Linked DNA regions of Homo sapiens: region 2 is linked to region 1. A link is an interaction called in ENCODE POLR2A ChIA-PET data of the cell type or tissue named here. Cell type or tissue: Panc1. All regions are shown on one strand. Links, peaks and the distances in the headings refer to the core of each region. The heading gives the core; the rest is flanking DNA. Region 1 has its middle 43 kb from the start of DPY19L2. Region 2 overlaps SRGAP1 (SLIT-ROBO Rho GTPase activating protein 1).

The links. Peaks named below come from ENCODE experiments on the same cell type or tissue, not always from the same donor. Only the 100,000 strongest peaks of a DNase experiment are listed, where the experiment ranks them.
Region 2: POLR2A ChIA-PET joins it to region 1 with 11 read pairs; 1 of 35 experiments calls an interaction of 5 or more read pairs at or near these places.

Annotation. Positions count from the first base shown.
Region 1 is chr12:63,707,711-63,716,058 of GRCh38, reverse strand. It overlaps the pseudogene LOC100418730. Among named protein-coding and RNA genes, the nearest start is that of DPY19L2, 43 kb to the right of the region's middle. In Panc1, for the core only: no CTCF peak of the experiment used is centred there; a DNase peak (open chromatin) is centred at 4,568.
Region 2 is chr12:63,947,906-63,956,253 of GRCh38, reverse strand. All of the region lies in intron 1 of SRGAP1 (SLIT-ROBO Rho GTPase activating protein 1), which reads right to left. Among named protein-coding and RNA genes, the nearest start is that of SRGAP1, 110 kb to the right of the region's middle. In Panc1, for the core only: no CTCF peak of the experiment used is centred there; no DNase peak of the experiment used is centred there; H3K27ac peaks cover 2,868 bases.

The DNA.
Region 1 (8,348 bases), core at 227-8,226:
TCAAATGGAAAGGGAAATAGAAAATTTATATTCAGAAGGCTTTATGTCATGTATTTATGTCACGTATATCAATATCATATTGAACATGAGGCTATTATTGGCCATTTTACCTTTTATCTATTATGGTGTGTGTATGTACTCACAGTACTAAAAAAGATGTCACCAAGTCAAATGCATTCTTTCTTTCATTCTCTATCAATGCTGGAATTCTGCATAATTCTCCCATTTAGGTGGTTCTCCCATTCCTCAGTTCAGCCCTAGCCTTTGACATATTATATAATATATTAAATACTGCACACCCCAGTTCACATCTACTTTTGCCTCAAAGGCTCCCTTCCCTAATTGTATCTATCTGTCAACCTCCAGCCTGTCCTCAATACCTCCTCTCTGAGGTCTTCCCTTACCATCCCACCTGGCTGGGATTTGTCCCTCTTGTGAACATGTGTAGCATTTTCCACCCTTCTCACGACACTGAGAAACATTAAGATATTCTTGGTGTGCTATGGAGAATGAACAAACTATTTATGATTTTACTTCCTTGACCTCAGAAATGATACTGTTTTGTACCCATTCTTTCTCCAGATAACGAAGCTGAAAATAGATAGCAATCCTTTTGCCAAAGGATTCTGGGATTCCTCCAGGCTCACTGACCTTGAGAGGTAATGAGAATTTTCTGTTTACTTTCTTGTTCAGATAAGATCAAGAGAAGAGGGAGTTTGTAACAACACACTCCTTTCGACACCAGAGAATCATAACCTTACTATATATAGTCTTCTATTCTCTGCCCCTATTCCTTGTACATATGCAACTGCCTAAGTCTGACAGCTACTGTGACTGGATCTATTATATGCTTAATTTCTGAGTGAAATAGTTTCTTTGGTCAGGACATTTATTCTACTATAAAAAATAGGGCTTTGTTGTTATTAAAGACTTAGTCCTCTTTACATTTTTAAGCTTCATGTCTCAATGAGTGGCAGTCTGTAGAGAAATAGAACCTTGGTAGCTTTTTACCTTCCCAAGTAGATATATTTGCTAACACAAAGAGTGTAAGGGTAGTTGGGGAATTTTAAAACAAGGAGATGTAATTTAATTCAAGGTCACATAATTTTACCAATATAGTAGACTGCTTTTATTTAATAGGAGAGACATCAGGCGTCTAAGAAGACAAGTGAAATCATGTGCCTGTAACGTACCCTACTTTTTATTCAATTAAAATGGTTCATGCAGTTTGAGACCATTGAGGTGATGAGTAATGACTATATGGAGATACATATTTTGCCCAGTATGAATGTCAAAAATTGTTTTTCAAAGAGAAGATTTTTAAACCTAATTGATTATTTTTACTTCTTAAACACACTAATTCTTTTATGTGGCCCAATGTCTTGATTGACCAGGGAAGTTCCCTAGCCACCAGAACCACTGATTTTCTTATCTCTACATCTGTGTAATTTCCCTACTAACTTCTGCACATTTCTGCTGCACTCTTTGTTACCTACATAGCCACATCTGCTGACCTCAGCACTTCTGTCTAATCTATCTTGGCAACTCAAATTAAAAGATAATTACATATTTTAACAACCTCTGTCTCAGCCTTCCTAAGCCTTCCCAAATGGCAGAATGTGAGGCGGAGGTTTGATTTAGGGGAACAGACTTAGAGGCTCAGTGGGGAAGCAGAGGAGCAAGCAGGAGAGGCTGAATGTTGGCCAGGAACTATGGGATTTGAGCAGAAAAGAAAGATTAAATAGTTGGAGAGCTGGACAAGTTGGTTGGAAGTGTTGGGATCAGGAAAAGAAACTTGAGCTTGTGATTGAAAATCCATTGCAAAGGGCAGAGAGAAGGCAAGTGGTAACTCTCAAGTTAGGTGGGATACAAATCACTGAGAATGAGGTACCAGCAGTGTGGGCAACAAAGGAGTCCACTTGCAAAAGGCAACTTCATTTAGGCATGACTTTATTTCCTGTTTCTGAGGGCCAGAAGCCCTGCTGCAGACCGGGTTTATGCAGTTGGGATTGTTATAAGTGAACTTTTTCTCAGTTTTATTCAGGTATTAAATAAGAATGGAGACAATGATGCAGTGGGGTGATAGTGATCTGTTTTTATAGTGTGTGTCATATTTTCTGTCTCAGACCATGGGGGTACGCATGATATATTGGGAGAAAAAAAAAGTTAGGGCTTAGAGTCTCACCTCTGCCTCTTCCTGGGTGAGTGATCCTGGAGAAGTCACCAGACTTCTGAGTCTGTACACTCATCTAGAAAATGGAAAAAATAACCCTGCTCACCTCAGAGGTTTATTCTGAGAATCAAATAAGCTGGCATTTATGACAGCATTTTATAAATCTAAAAATGTAAAATAATTACAAGTTCTTCATCTTGTTATATGAGCATTTCATCTAACAACTTTTATCCCATGTAACTCTATGTTTCATAGTCTTAATAAACTACTCCTAGAGTAAAAATAGCCTTGTAGTTGCACATTGGTTTACAAGATAGGAGGTACTCAGTCTGACTGCTCTTTAGAATGGCAGATTTGATAATGCATGTGGCCACATTTTCCACTTATTGGATAAGCATCCTGATGTGGGAGCACTCACATGTACATGAAGCTAAGTAGCTTTCAATGGTCTGAGGGCAAAGACAGCACTCTTATATGACTAGCTGAAAGTTTGCAAGATGACCTAAGTAGTGTGAAATTGGCCGAGGTTTTGGATTTCATTTCCAGATATTTAAGTCTGAATTTTTCATAAACAGCCTTTGGGGATGGGACAAATCAGATCAATTGATCTTTAGAGACCTAAAGAAATTAAATTAGTCTGAGTCAGTTACTGCACTAAACCATCTAGTAATTGAATTGCTCCTTGTAACTGATTGAAAACAGCCCTATCCTTAACAATATAGGGAGCTTTTCTTTATAAGAGATCTGAGAGAAAAACACATCTTTTTATGACATGATGACAGATATTGCACTTTTCTAACCTAATTGAATATGATGTTATAAATATGTGACCTTAATGATTTCAAGTTTCCTGTTTCAGATTTACAGCTTAATGTGTGGGACACCCAAACAAAAATGCCTTTAGGATTGGATCTGTTTGCCTGTACCTCTAAATTCACAATTTTAATCCTTCTACAGCTACACAAGCTTTTGAGATACTCTTAAAGGTGTTTTAGTTTTCTTGCTCTAATTTTACTAGGTTCCATTGAGGTACTTGAATGTCTCACTTTGTGTGTAGCCTTACTCTTCAGGGACATCGTCTTCCTCATTTCTAAAAGAAAACCCACCTCACTGGCAAAAATAGAAAGTGTTTTCATTACTGCTTTGTAATATACCTACTATGGTCAACCAAGAGGCAAACCAAAAGCCCAAAGGGATATCTTTGTATAATCTAATGTCTAGTTTCTCAGATTGGGAAAACAATTATTGGCTGGTTCCATATAATAACAAGCTTTAGACAGTCATTCAGTTGGCATTTTATGTTTCTTTTCTGGGGGGATGTGGTTCACTTTGTCCAGTACACAAAGGCACAGTGTTACTTCTGAGAAAAGAAAAATAACTGGGAGGAGTTATCTATGTTTTATTCAAAATTAAGTTTCTTTTAATAAATTTTTTTCTTTTTACTAAAAGAGTTTGTGTGCATTGCCAAAATATCAGAAAATACGGACAAGTAAGAAAAAGCATAAAAAAGCAGTTAAAACCCATTTCCTTAGAGATGACCCCTGGCAAAACCCCATTATATATTCTTTCAGGTACTTTCTTATGCACGTATGAACATTTACTTCCTTTAAAGTTTATCTTGTCAACCATATTATTTTTAAATATTTCTCCTTAATATAAATAGATATATGTCTGCAGCACACTTTTTATTGGCTTTCTAATTTTCCATTATGTGCTGTAATTTATTTGACTAATCCTATGCATTAGTTATTTAGGTTTCTGATTTTTTGCTGATACAAATAGTGCCAGGAGGAAAATGCACATCTTTACACATCTTCTTAATTATTACCATGAGATAAATATCCACAAATTGAAATGCTGAGTCAAAGGATGTATTTTTTTTTATCATAGTATTATTTTTAATTGTTTAAAAATTTAGAAAAAGAACCCAAATATTCAATAATAGGAGAATGGTTTAATAAAATTCATAGTCATGCAATGGAGGTTTTAGAAATTGTGGTAAAATATACATAACATAAAATTGACCATTTTAACCATTTTAAAGTGTACAATTCAGTGACATTAAGTACATTTATGATGTCACATAACCATCACTGCTATCCGTTTCCAGAATGTTTTCATCATCCCAAACAGAAACTCTGTATCCATTAAAATAACTTCCAATTTACTTTCCCTTCGAGACCCTGGTAATCTGTATCCTACTTTCTGCATCTGTGAATTTATCTAGTCTGGGTACCTCATGTAAGTGGAAAGATGTATAGTCATGAGTCACTTAACAGAAGGGCTGCATTCTGAGAAATGCATTGTTTGGAGATTTTGTCATTGTGAAAACATCATAGAGTGTATTTACACAAACCCAGATGGTACAGCCTACTACACACATAGGCTATTTGGTATGGCCTATTGATCCTAGCCTATAAACCGTACTGTGCTGCATGTTACTGTACTGAATACTGTAAGCAATTGTAATGCAAGGGCAGGTATTTATGTACCTAAACATTAAAAAGGCACAGTAAAAATACAGTGTAAAACATAAAAAATGGTACACCTGTATAAGGCACCTGTATAAGGCACCTGTATAAGCTTAAGGTCTGGAATTTGCTCTGGGTGAGTGGTCAGTGAATATGAAGGCCTAGGACATTACTGTACACTACTGAAGACTTTATAAACACTGTACACTTAGGCTACACTAAATTTATAAAGAATATTTTTCTTTAAGAATAAATTAACCTTAGCTTATTATAACTGTTTTACTTTTTAAACTTTTTATTTTTTTTAACTTTTTGACTCTCCTGTAACATTTAGATTAAAACATACACATTGTACAACTGTACAAAAACATTTTTTCTTTATATCCTTATTCCGTTAAGTTTTTTCAATTTTTTTTTTTTTTTTTTTTTTTTTTTTTTTTTTTTTACTTTTTAAACATTTTTGTTAAAACCTAAGACATAATCACACACATCAGGCCTACCCTGGGTCAGGATAATCAATATCACTGTCTTCCACCTCCACATCTTCTGTCACTGAAGGTCTTCAGGGGCAATAACACACATCTCCTGTAATGATAATGCCTTCTTCTGGAATACCTGCCGAAGGATCTGCCTGAAGCTGTTTCACGGTTAACTTTTTTTTTTTGATAAGTAGAAGGAGTAGACTGTGAAATAATTATAAAAATTATAGCATAGTACATATACAAACCAGTAACATCATTGTTTATTATCATTAATCAAGTATGATGTATTTTATACAAACATGTGAGTAACATGTTGTGCTGCTGCATTATGATGGCTATGATGTCACTAGGTGATAGACATTTTTCAGCTCCGTTCTGATGTTAGGGGACCGCTTTCATATATGTGAAACGTTGTGGGCTGAAACATTGTGATGTGGCACATGACTGTATATGTTTTTAAGGCATTTTATGCATACTGCCAAGTTTCCTTCAGGAAAGGTTGTTCACAGCAGTTACCATTCCTTTACACCTTTGTCCGACATAATCATCGTCTTTTCATCTTTGCCAGTTTCATAGGTGAACATTTGTATTTTCTCCTGGGAATTGGCCTGTTTATGTCCTTAGGTTTTTTTTTTTTTTTTTTTTTTGGATTGTTCACCTTGTTCTCTAAATGAGCTGTAAAAGCTACTTATGTATCAAGAGTATTAGTATTTTATTGTTCATATATGTTGGAATCATTTTACCAGTTTGAAAATTAGCTTTTTATTTATGCTTTTGATACATAGATGGTTTTATCACCAAATCTGTTGCTCTCGTTCTTTGATTTCTATCCTAGAAAACTTTTCTCACTCCAAAATAATACAAACATTTACTATAGGTTTTTTAATCATCTTACTGCTTTTTAGTTTTTCATTTAAACCTTTGACTTGTGTAGTATTTATTTTGGTAAACATTATAAAATAGACATACAACTTTATATTTTTTACAAGTGGCCTGAATACTATTAATATGTATTTACTAACGTATTCATTTCCCACTTATTTTTCATTCTCCCTTTGTCACATGCTGTACCAAATTCTTATGCATACTAGTTCTTACAGTCTCTTTGTTGAGCTGCCAGTATCATATTGTTGTAATTTTCATAAATTGTAAATACTTGATATTTAAATATCTGATATGGCAAATCCCAATCATTTTTACTTGTCATTTTAAAAGTTTCTTGATATTCTTTTATCTTTATGCTTCCAGTCTTTGAAATCTTTTTGTCAGGTCTTCTACATAAATGTTACAGGAATTTAGCTTAGGCTTGTGTTGAATTTATATAATAACCTGGGAGGGAAAATTGATATCTTTACAGTGATATCAGTATTCAAAGACACATATTCCTATTCTCATCTATGAATATGTAATATGTTTGTCCTCTTTCTGAAATCTCCTGTGTTATGTAGCACTTTGCTGTTTTCGTGTTTGTACGTTCTGCACAGATGTTCTTAGGCACACATCTAGGCCTATGAGAGCTGCTCTGTCTGATACAATAGCTGCTGGCCACAGGTGGTTAGTGAAGATGTGAAATAATACTGTTAAGTGTGCAAACACACAAGCAGGTTAACTAACTACCAAAAACCACTAGAATTTGAAGACTCAGTATGAAAAAAATCATTTAAAAAATATCAATTAGATATATTGAAATAATAATTTGGGTTATTATGTTACATAAAGTATATATTTTCATTTTTTTTAATGTGGCAACTGGGCTTATCTAAAATTACATATGTGACTCACATTACATTTTTATTGGAAAACACTAGGGAGATTTTTGGAGGTGCTTACTTTTGTAAAGAGAATTTTAAATTAGAAATCTGCCTAATTTAGTCTGCAAAAAGCTGTTGATTCCTATGTGTCTTTGGCATTGTGCCATTTTACTGAACTTAAAAAATCAGTTTTAATAAATTTTCATTTCAGTCTCTTGTGTTTTCTAGTTAAATTGCTATATCATTTGCAAAAATGATGATTTTATCTCTTCCTTTCTAGTAGTTATACTTTTAAAAATATCTTTTTCTTGTTTTATTACACTGATTGAAATTTCTGGGACACCATTGAAGGATAATAATAGTTGGTATTTTTCTCTTGTTCTTGATTCATTGCATATGGTTTTTGGTGGCTGTTGGTTTCAGAAGAATATTCTTTATTATACCAAAGCAATAACTTTCATACCTAAATTAATAATTTTTATCTTAACATTAATTGAATTTATAGTAAATGCTCTTTTAACATCTATTGAGATTATTTCCTTTTTTTAAAATTTTAAAATTTTAAATGACATTATAATATAGTCATATTGTCTCTGTTGAACCATCCTTATATTCCTGCCTGGAATTTTTTTTTTTTTTTTTTTTTTTTTTGAGACAGAGTTTTGCTCTTATGGCCCAGTCTGGAGTGCAGTGGCGTGATCTCAGCTCACTGCAACCTCCACCTCCCAGGTATTTTTAGTAGAGACAGAGTTTCTCCATGTTGGTCAGTCTGGTCTTGAACTCCCGACCTCAGGTGATCCGCCAGCTTCGGCCTCCCAAAGTGCTGGGATTACAGGCTTGAGCCACCGCGCCCAGCCCTCCTGCCTGGATTTTATTTGTTTTTCTTAAATTACTGGATTTAAACTACTTACATTTTATTTAAGACCTTTTGTATCAATCTTGAAACAATTAGTTGATTTTGTACCTTCTCTTGTCAGTTGTTGGTATTGGTTTCTGCTAATTTGTTCAAATTAATTGAAATCTTTTCCTTCCTTTTATTGTCAGAATCAGTTTGAAAAGCAAAGAAATGATGATTTACCTGAAGATTTTATAAATCTTGTCCATAAATTCACCTGGGTGCAGTATTCTTTTGGGGAATACCACTTTAACAACTTTCTTAGTCTGTTCCATTGTTTATTGGTCAAATATATGTTAATGTCTGTCCCACGTAACTGTTTTTGTCTCAAGTTCTACTTTAATCTTATATGGCTACCCTTTTTAAATTTTTGCTTTCTTTTGTTTACCCTTTAATTTTTAAAAATCCATAGGACTACAGCAATATTCTCTCTCTCATCAATATCCTGTCATTTTCATTAAGAAGAAAACAACCCTTTCTTGACCCCATTTGTCTTCTGAATTACTGACTTTCCCAGTTCTCTGCTCCTTCTTAAAGTTCCTCAGAAAAAGTTTTATATGTTCTCTTTTCCCATTT
Region 2 (8,348 bases), core at 27-8,026, 240 kb before region 1:
AGCCCAGAAGTTTCAGACCAGGCTGATCCCAGAAGTTAAAGACCAGCCAGTAATTTTGTACTTTTCACAGAAAAGTACAAAATTAGTCAGGCATGGAGGTGCATGTCTGTAGTCCCAACTACTCGGGATTGCGCCAATGCACTCCAGCCTGGGTGACAGACCTAGACCCTGTCTCAAAAAAAAGAAATCACTCTTATGTCATGCAAACAGGGCTAACAGACATCAGTGACTTATCAAAAGTGTGTTGCACAATCAGTAGCTCAGTCATAACAAACTGAAGCACGTGTTCACTTTCGGACGGAGCCTTTTGAGAACACAGAGTACTTTTAGGGAAGTGATTTATAATCAGAACTGTACATCCTCAAATAATTTTCAGTAAATGGGTCCAGGCAAAATAATAGTCATTAAAAGAAAAGAATTTGCTCAAATTATATTTTAAAAGTTTTTTTCCTATCCCAAACTCAAATGTCCATAAGCAGCTCATTATTTCAATTCAAATATAACTCAGTTTAAGGCCCCTCTTCAAAAGCTTGTTTTTTTTTTTCAAAAATAAAAAAGAGAAACTTATGAACATCATATTAGTCAATACAGTACCTGAAAAACAGATGGCTTATGAAGAAAACCAACATTGAGAATTAACTCCTTTTCTATCAGTTGGCCTTATCTTATGCCACAGTGGAGTCTCTCTTAAAGTTACATTTTCACTTATTCAGTCAAGTGGGTATTTATAATGACCTTTACAAAGAACTGGCATGAGGAGTTAAGTCTAACTAAATTAAGTATTTAAGAAGGACCACAAAAAAATGATAAGTGTGTGAGGTAATGCATGTGTTAATTAGCTTGATTTAGCCACTCCACAATGCATAACTATATCAAAATGTCATGTTGTACACCATAAATATATGCAGTTTTTATTTTTATTTATTTTTTTTCTTGAGGCAGAGTCTCACTCTGTCACCCAGGCTGGAGTGCAGTGACATGATCCCGGCTCACGGCAACCTGTGCCTCCTGGGTTCAAGTGATTCTCCTGCCTCAGCCTCCCAAGTAGCTGGGACCACAGGTGCACATCACCACACCTGGCTAATTCTTTGTATTTTTAGTAGAGATGGGGTTTCACCATGTTGGCCAGGGTGGTCTCAAACTCCTGACCTCAAGTGATCCGCCCACCTCGGGCTCCCAAAGTGCTGGGATTATAGGCGCGAGCCACCGCGCCGGGCCTTTTATTTGTTAATTTTAAAAATTAAAAATAAATTTAAAAGGCTTCAAAAGCAAATAATTTTTTAAAAGCTTAATTTAAAAAAAAGGAAAGGGGAAGGAGGAAGTGTACTGACAATTGGGACACTTTGCATACATCTCCTCACTTATTATTTAAAACAACCTTGGAGGCAGTTCTATACTAATTTTACAGATTTAAAAAACCAAGTTTCCAAAACGATAAGTAACTTGTTAATGGTCCCACAAACTAGGAAGCAGCAAAGCTCTAATTCAAACCTACAATTGTGTAGCTCAACTATTTTTCCATTGCTTCAAATTGCCTCTACTCACACTGCTTTTTCTTTTCTTTTTTTTTTTTTTTGAGATGGAGTCTCGCTCTGTCCCCCAGGCTGGAGTGCAGTGGCACGATCTCGGCTCACTGCAAGCTCCGCCTCCCGGGTTCACGCCATTCTCCTGCCTCAGCCTCCCGAGTAGCTGGGACTACAGGCACCCACCACCACGCCGGACTAATTTTTTGTATTTTTAGTAGAGACGGGGTTTCACCATGTTAGCCAGGATGGTCTCGATCTCCTGACCTCGTGATCCACCCGCCTCAGCCTCCCAAAGTGCTGGGATTACAGGCGTGAGCCATGGCGCCCAGTGCTTTTTTCTTTTTAATGAGAAAGATGGGGGAAAATTCCATTTAAATAAGGCAAAGAATAAAAGAAAATTAGAAATTGCTAGGGCAAGAAAAGTTTTTCATGAAAAGGAAATATGTAAACAAAATGCTAGAATGTTAACTTTTCTGTGATCTTAATCTTTTGACTCTTTAAGACATCTTCCTAATAGAGTTATATAAAACTACAACCTTTTTCTCCTAGGCAGAGGAAAAAAAGTTTCCTATGGAGCTACTTTCAAATCACAGTTTGTTGAGCAAAACAAAACAGAAAAGAATATCTCTGCAAAGTTTTATAGAAGAAACACTGAGACTGATGTATGGATGTATGTGAGTGCCTCTGCTACCAAGACGATGTCTGTAGAATAGCAAAGAGAATTAGTGAAATGTCCTAAATAACAAGAACAACAAAAAAAGATTGACGGTGAAAAATACACAATTTATTTTCATATATTGGGAAGACTGTCAGTGAAAGTTTAGGGCTCAGAAATAAGCCAATGATAAGCTCTCCAAATGTATTTCCACTGTTAACAACAGCACCATTGCTAGAAGTGCTGACATGAACCAGTTCCATGTTATTTTTTTAAATACTGAGATGGCAGCAAGGATGAAAGTCTGGAAGGAATGGTTTCCTTTAACCTTATACTTCATACTCTTCCAGATGATGGAATCATGGGCAGTGGGCAAGGTGGCTCATGTTTGTAATTCCAGTGCTTTGGGAGGCTGAGGCGGGAGGATCATTTGAGACTAGGAGTTTGGGACCAGACTGGGCAATAAAGTGAAATCTTGTCTGTAAAAAAAAAAACTTTAAAAATTAGCCAAGTGTGGTGGTGCATGCCTATAGTCTCAGCTACTCGGGAGGCTAAAGTGGAAGGATCGCTTGAGCCTGGGAGGCAGAGGTTGCAGTAAGCCAAGATCACACTACTACACTCCAGCCTGGGCCACAGAGTGAGATCCTACCACCAAAAAAAAAAAAAAAAAAAATCAATCAAGAAACTTACATGAAGACCTGTGCAAAAGAGAATAAGGCAGAGACTTTAAAAAGTGAAAAGGCTTTTCCTTCTGAGAAGATGAAAAAAATAAAATAGAAACTTAATGAGATGATGTACCATGTCAGATTCTCCACATATGGTTTACCTTCTGTCTCCCAATCCCTGTGTTTTCTCCCCACTTTCCAGTACTGTCTTATCACACTATCAGCAGCCACTTAACAATAAGCCACTGGACAATCTGGTATAATGGAAACGGTACAAGCTCTGGAGTCAGAGATCTAAGTTGGAAGCCATCCTCTGCCACTTACTATTTGTGTGACTTCAGGCAAATTACTTATTCTCTTGATGTCTTTCTCCAGCAAAATGGGAACAATACCTGCTTTCAAAGTTGTTTTAAAGATTAAATGAAATGATACATGCAAAGTGTTTAAAAAGTGTTAGCACCTGGCCCGGTACAGTGACTCATGCCTATAATCCCAGTACTTTGAGGGGCTGAGGCAGGAGGATTGCTTGAGGCCAGGAGTTCGAAAACAGCCTGGGCAACATAGTGAGATCCTGTCTCTATTTATAAATAAAAAATAAAAAAATTAAAAGTGTTAGCACCTGTAACTCCTTTTCCCTTCCTCCCTATTAGTTTAGGTTTATTCAGCACCTCCACTCAGGGCTCTTTGTAAGGGCTTCATCAAGATATTTTTTATCCCCAGTACCATGAAACATAAACTGTGTCTGAGGCCCACTAAGCTGATCATTCTGGGACTAACTTCTATTTGGTGTGTCAAAGGCAGGATGCATCTGATTCTCATCCAGAAATCAGAAGGAAGGCTCATTGGTGTGGATTTTTTCTTTCTTTTCTTCCTTTCTTCCTTCTTTCTTTTTAAGAGACAGGTCTTACTCTATTGCCTGGGCTGTAGTGCAGTGCACAATCATAGCTCACTGCAGCCTCAAACTCCTGGGCACAAGCAAGCCTCCCACCTCAGCCTCTCCAGTAGCTAAGACTGTAGGTGCATACCACCATATCTGGCTAATTAAAAAAAAATTTTTTTGTAGAAATGTGGTCTCACTTCGTTGCCCAGCCTAGTCTCAAACTCCTGGCTTCAAGCAATCCTCCTGCCTTGGCCTCCCCAAATGCTGGATTACAGGCATGAGCCACTGCATCCAGCCCTGGTGGGGGTCTTATTCATCCATTCTATTTCACTATTTTTGGTACACTAGGGCTACAGAAAGCAGAATAGTGAGGTGCAGAGTGGGGAGGGGGGTGAGTGTACATTTAAAGTAAGGAGGACACAGACTCTAAAACTGTCCTGTGTACTAGATGATAAAAATGTTAACTAACTGAGGCCAACAAGGTCATTTTCTGCATGAGCCATAGGTGAGAAGCTGACCCCTTCCTACTCTCTATTACATATTTTAAAAATTGGCTAAATCACACTTAACCTACCCCCACCTCCACACACACACACAAACCCAAAACTGGATCCACTGAATAAAAGTATATTCCTTCTAAGCAATAAAATGTTTTCATAATGTATATAGTTATGTAAGACTATCAGTTACTAAGTCTGAAAAGCAGATCTTCCCCTAACAGCAAGAGCTTTTAAATCAGAAAACCAGGAGCATGCTGAGGAATCTTGAGAAAGTTTGTCTTCATTCCATCAACATAAACATTCTACAAGTCAGTCTAAAAAAAACAAATAAAAATTCAAATAAAATAAAGAGCCATGGTGGAAGAAGCCTTCTCTTTAAGTTTAATCTGTTTCTTGTAAGCAAGCTCTACAACACTTAAAAATATCTGCCAGAATTGGGACAAGAACACTGTACAAATTTTGATAGAGTTGTTTTTCAGATCAGTTTTGCTGCTGTGGCTGCTGGAACACATTCTTCACCTAGCATACAAGGTGAGGGCAGTGGTTAAAATAGTTCTAAATGAAGGCCGGGTGCAGTGGCTTATGCCTATAATTCCAGCACTTTGGGAGGCCAAGGCAGGCAAATCACTTGAGGTCAGGAGTTCGAGACCAGCCTGGCCAACATGGCGAAACCTCGTCTCTACTAAAAATACAAAAATTAGCCGGGCATGGTGGTGGGCGCCTGTAATCCCAGCTACTGGGGAGGCTGAGGCAGGAGAATTGCTTGAACCCGGAAAGCGGAGGTTGCAGTGAGCCAAGATCACACCACTGGACTCCAGCCTGGGTGACAGAGCAAGACTCTGTCTCAAAAAAAAAAAAAAAAAAAAAAAAAAAAAGAGTTCTAAATGGCATGGACCAGCCCATTCACAAATATGAATTAAGTACTTACTATGTGTCAGGTACTCAGATAAGACACCTGAGATAAAGTAAGGATACGAATGAATCCCTTCCCGTTCTCTAGGACCCCACATAATTACCAAAAAAAAAAAAAATCAGACAATTGTCATATAATACATAGGTGCTGACATGGCAACAAGTAGAAAATTGTTAAGAAAACACTAATGTGGGGCAACTAATGCATAATGGGGGTGGGGTGGGGTGGAGTGGGGGACTCAGGACAGGACACACAGGTAGGCTTTTCCAGAAGAGAAGACACTGTGTAAGGAGAAAAGGTCACTGTTTGAAATGATCAATGCCAGGCAAGGCTTCCAACACATCTCAAATGTTTCTGCTCCATTTAGAGAATGTCAACAATTCTACGGAATGCAAAGGTTTATACAGATTTTATCACCTCCTTGAAAACTCAAAGACTTTGGTTAAGATGGCGGGCTCTGGGATGAAAGGAGGGCACGGAGGGACACAGGAAGAGGTAAACCTTTCTCAGATTAACAGGATGTTGCCCCAAAGTGCCACTCTGAAAGAAAGCTACAAGCATGTCATGAGCTGGAGAGAAGGGCCCACCTAGACACCATGTGCAGCACGTTAGAGCCATCATCCTGCCAGAAAACAGAGATGGACTCTAATAAAAGCAAAAAAGAAACAGTTGAGTTACAAAAAGCACAAAAAGCTTGTGGTATTTGCACAATTCCTTAAAGAGGGAGAAGTCAGAAAGAAAACCACACTCCTGGTGCAGGGACTTAGCAAAGAATAAATCTCCCAAGATGAGGATTACTAGTGAGCAAGAACTGTCTAGTTCTCTGAGGTTTTGGACATCTAAAAACCTCTCTCTCTGAAGATGCTTTCTAAAAAGGTATGTGGAGGCTGGGGGCTGTCAGAAAGGAGGAAGGTTATTAGGTTGAGGGCTTTATTCCTCTCCTTCTTTGAGAAGATATGTCTTTCAATAAGTTTATTCACATTCTAGCCAGCTGCAAAACAGGATTGAGAGCCAAGTTCCTATTGCCAAAGTTCACTCTTCAAACCGGCAGCCTGAGGTCTGATAACCAGTTAAAATGCTCAACACAATCACCGCCTTTTGGTGGAAAACAGAGGCTGCATTGTTTAGAGATACATTTTCAAGTTTAACTCTTCTAGAATTATGAAATTCAAAACAAGAGCTATTAGTATTAGGTTCAATCAGTATCAGGGAAGGGAATTTTTGTGTATATTAGTTTGGATTCCTTTCTTATTTTTTCCTCCAAAGAATCATTAATTGGATTCCTCTGGTGATGGTCAGAAAAGTAAGTTGTCAGTAATGATGAGTACTCACAAACTGAAAAGCTGCTTCAAAGTTATAAAATTCCACATATGTGCTCTACCGCATTTCTACAATACGTTGTATCCTTAAAAATAAAAATGTCTCTTTGGGAGGCCGAGGCGGGCGGATCACGAGGTCAGGAGATCAAGGCCATCCTGGCTAAAACGGTGAAACACCGTCTCTACCAAAAATACAAAAAATTAGCTGGACGTGGTGGCAGGCGCCTGTAGTCCCAGCTACTCGGGAGGCTGAGGCAGGAGAATGGCGCAAACCCGGGAGGCAGAGTTTGCAGTGAGCCAACATCACGCCACTGCACTCTAGCCTGGGTGACAGAGCGAGGTTCCGTCTCAAAATAATAATAATAATAATAATAATAATAATAATAATAATAATAATAAATAATAAAAATGTCTGATCCAAGACACCAAGTTTTTCAAAGACCAACAGCAAAAAAAAAAAAAACAAGTTGTGACTAAGCAGCTATCATATAATTAAAGGGTACTTATAAAAGAAGAGTTGAGAAAATATTCTTCATTTGTACCAGAGATATATTCTCTTATTTGGTATATATATATATGGAAAAAATATATATATATATGGAAAAAAAAATATATATGGAAAAAATATATATATGGAAAATACATATATGAATGTATATATATGGAAAATACATATATGAATGTATATATATGGAAAATACATATATGGAAAATACATATATGGAAAATACATATATGGAAAATACATATATGGAAAATACATATATGGAAAATACATATATGAATATATATATGGAAAATACATATATGGAATATATATATATGGAAAATATATATATGGAATATATATATGGAAAATATATATATGGAATATATATATATGGAAAATATATATATGGAATATATATATATGGAAAATATATATATGGAATATATATATATGGAAAATATATATATGGAATATATATATGGAAAACATATATATGGAATATATATATATGGAAAACATATATATGGAATATATATATACATGGAAAATATATATATGGAATATATATAGGCTGTGTGTATCTATTCCTTCTGTAAACACAAGTAAAATGCCTGCTACATACAAGGCACTATACCAGGAAGGAACTATGAATATATAAAAATAGGTACAACATGGCTAGTATCCTTGGGCACTTCCAATCTTGTGGGAAATATGAAATATAAAAAGATGCAGAAAAAATAACATTAAGTGTCCTAAGTTACAAAAACATAGGAGAAGTGACCATATTTCCACTGTATCAAGAAGAAAGGTAGGAATGGGATATCCCAAGACAGAGATGACTGTGTCCCTGACACTGGACTGTGGGAGACACCAGCATCCCTGCTGAGCAGAGTATTCTGTGGGTAATGAGAAGCCAGTGATTATTTTTGTTAAGAGAAAAACAAACAATATGGCCAGGAGTGTTCTTCAGGGAGGTTTTTCTCAAATCATGACAGGAAGGAAGAGAGACTGGGTGGGAAGAATAGTTAAGAAGCCAGTCAACTCATCAAAATTAGAAGTAATTAAGGCCAAAAGTAGGATGGTGATAATGGTAACTAAAGGAGAAAATGGAACCCAGGTCTTTTCCACTGTTGCTTTAACATTATAAAGACCTCCATTTTATTATGCATTTTAGGGCGAAAGAAAGCTGGTGATATTTTCACCTGACATAATTCCTTATATTGCTAAGGTGATGTCTGCGGAATAAAGTAGAACAGTGAGATTATATCAATAGATGAAAAAAAAGTCATTTGACAAAATTCAAATCCATTCAGGAAAAAAAAAACTGTTAGCAAAGCAAGAATAGAAGGAAACTTCCTCATTGTGATGATGGGGATGTATGAAAAACCTATAGCTAATAC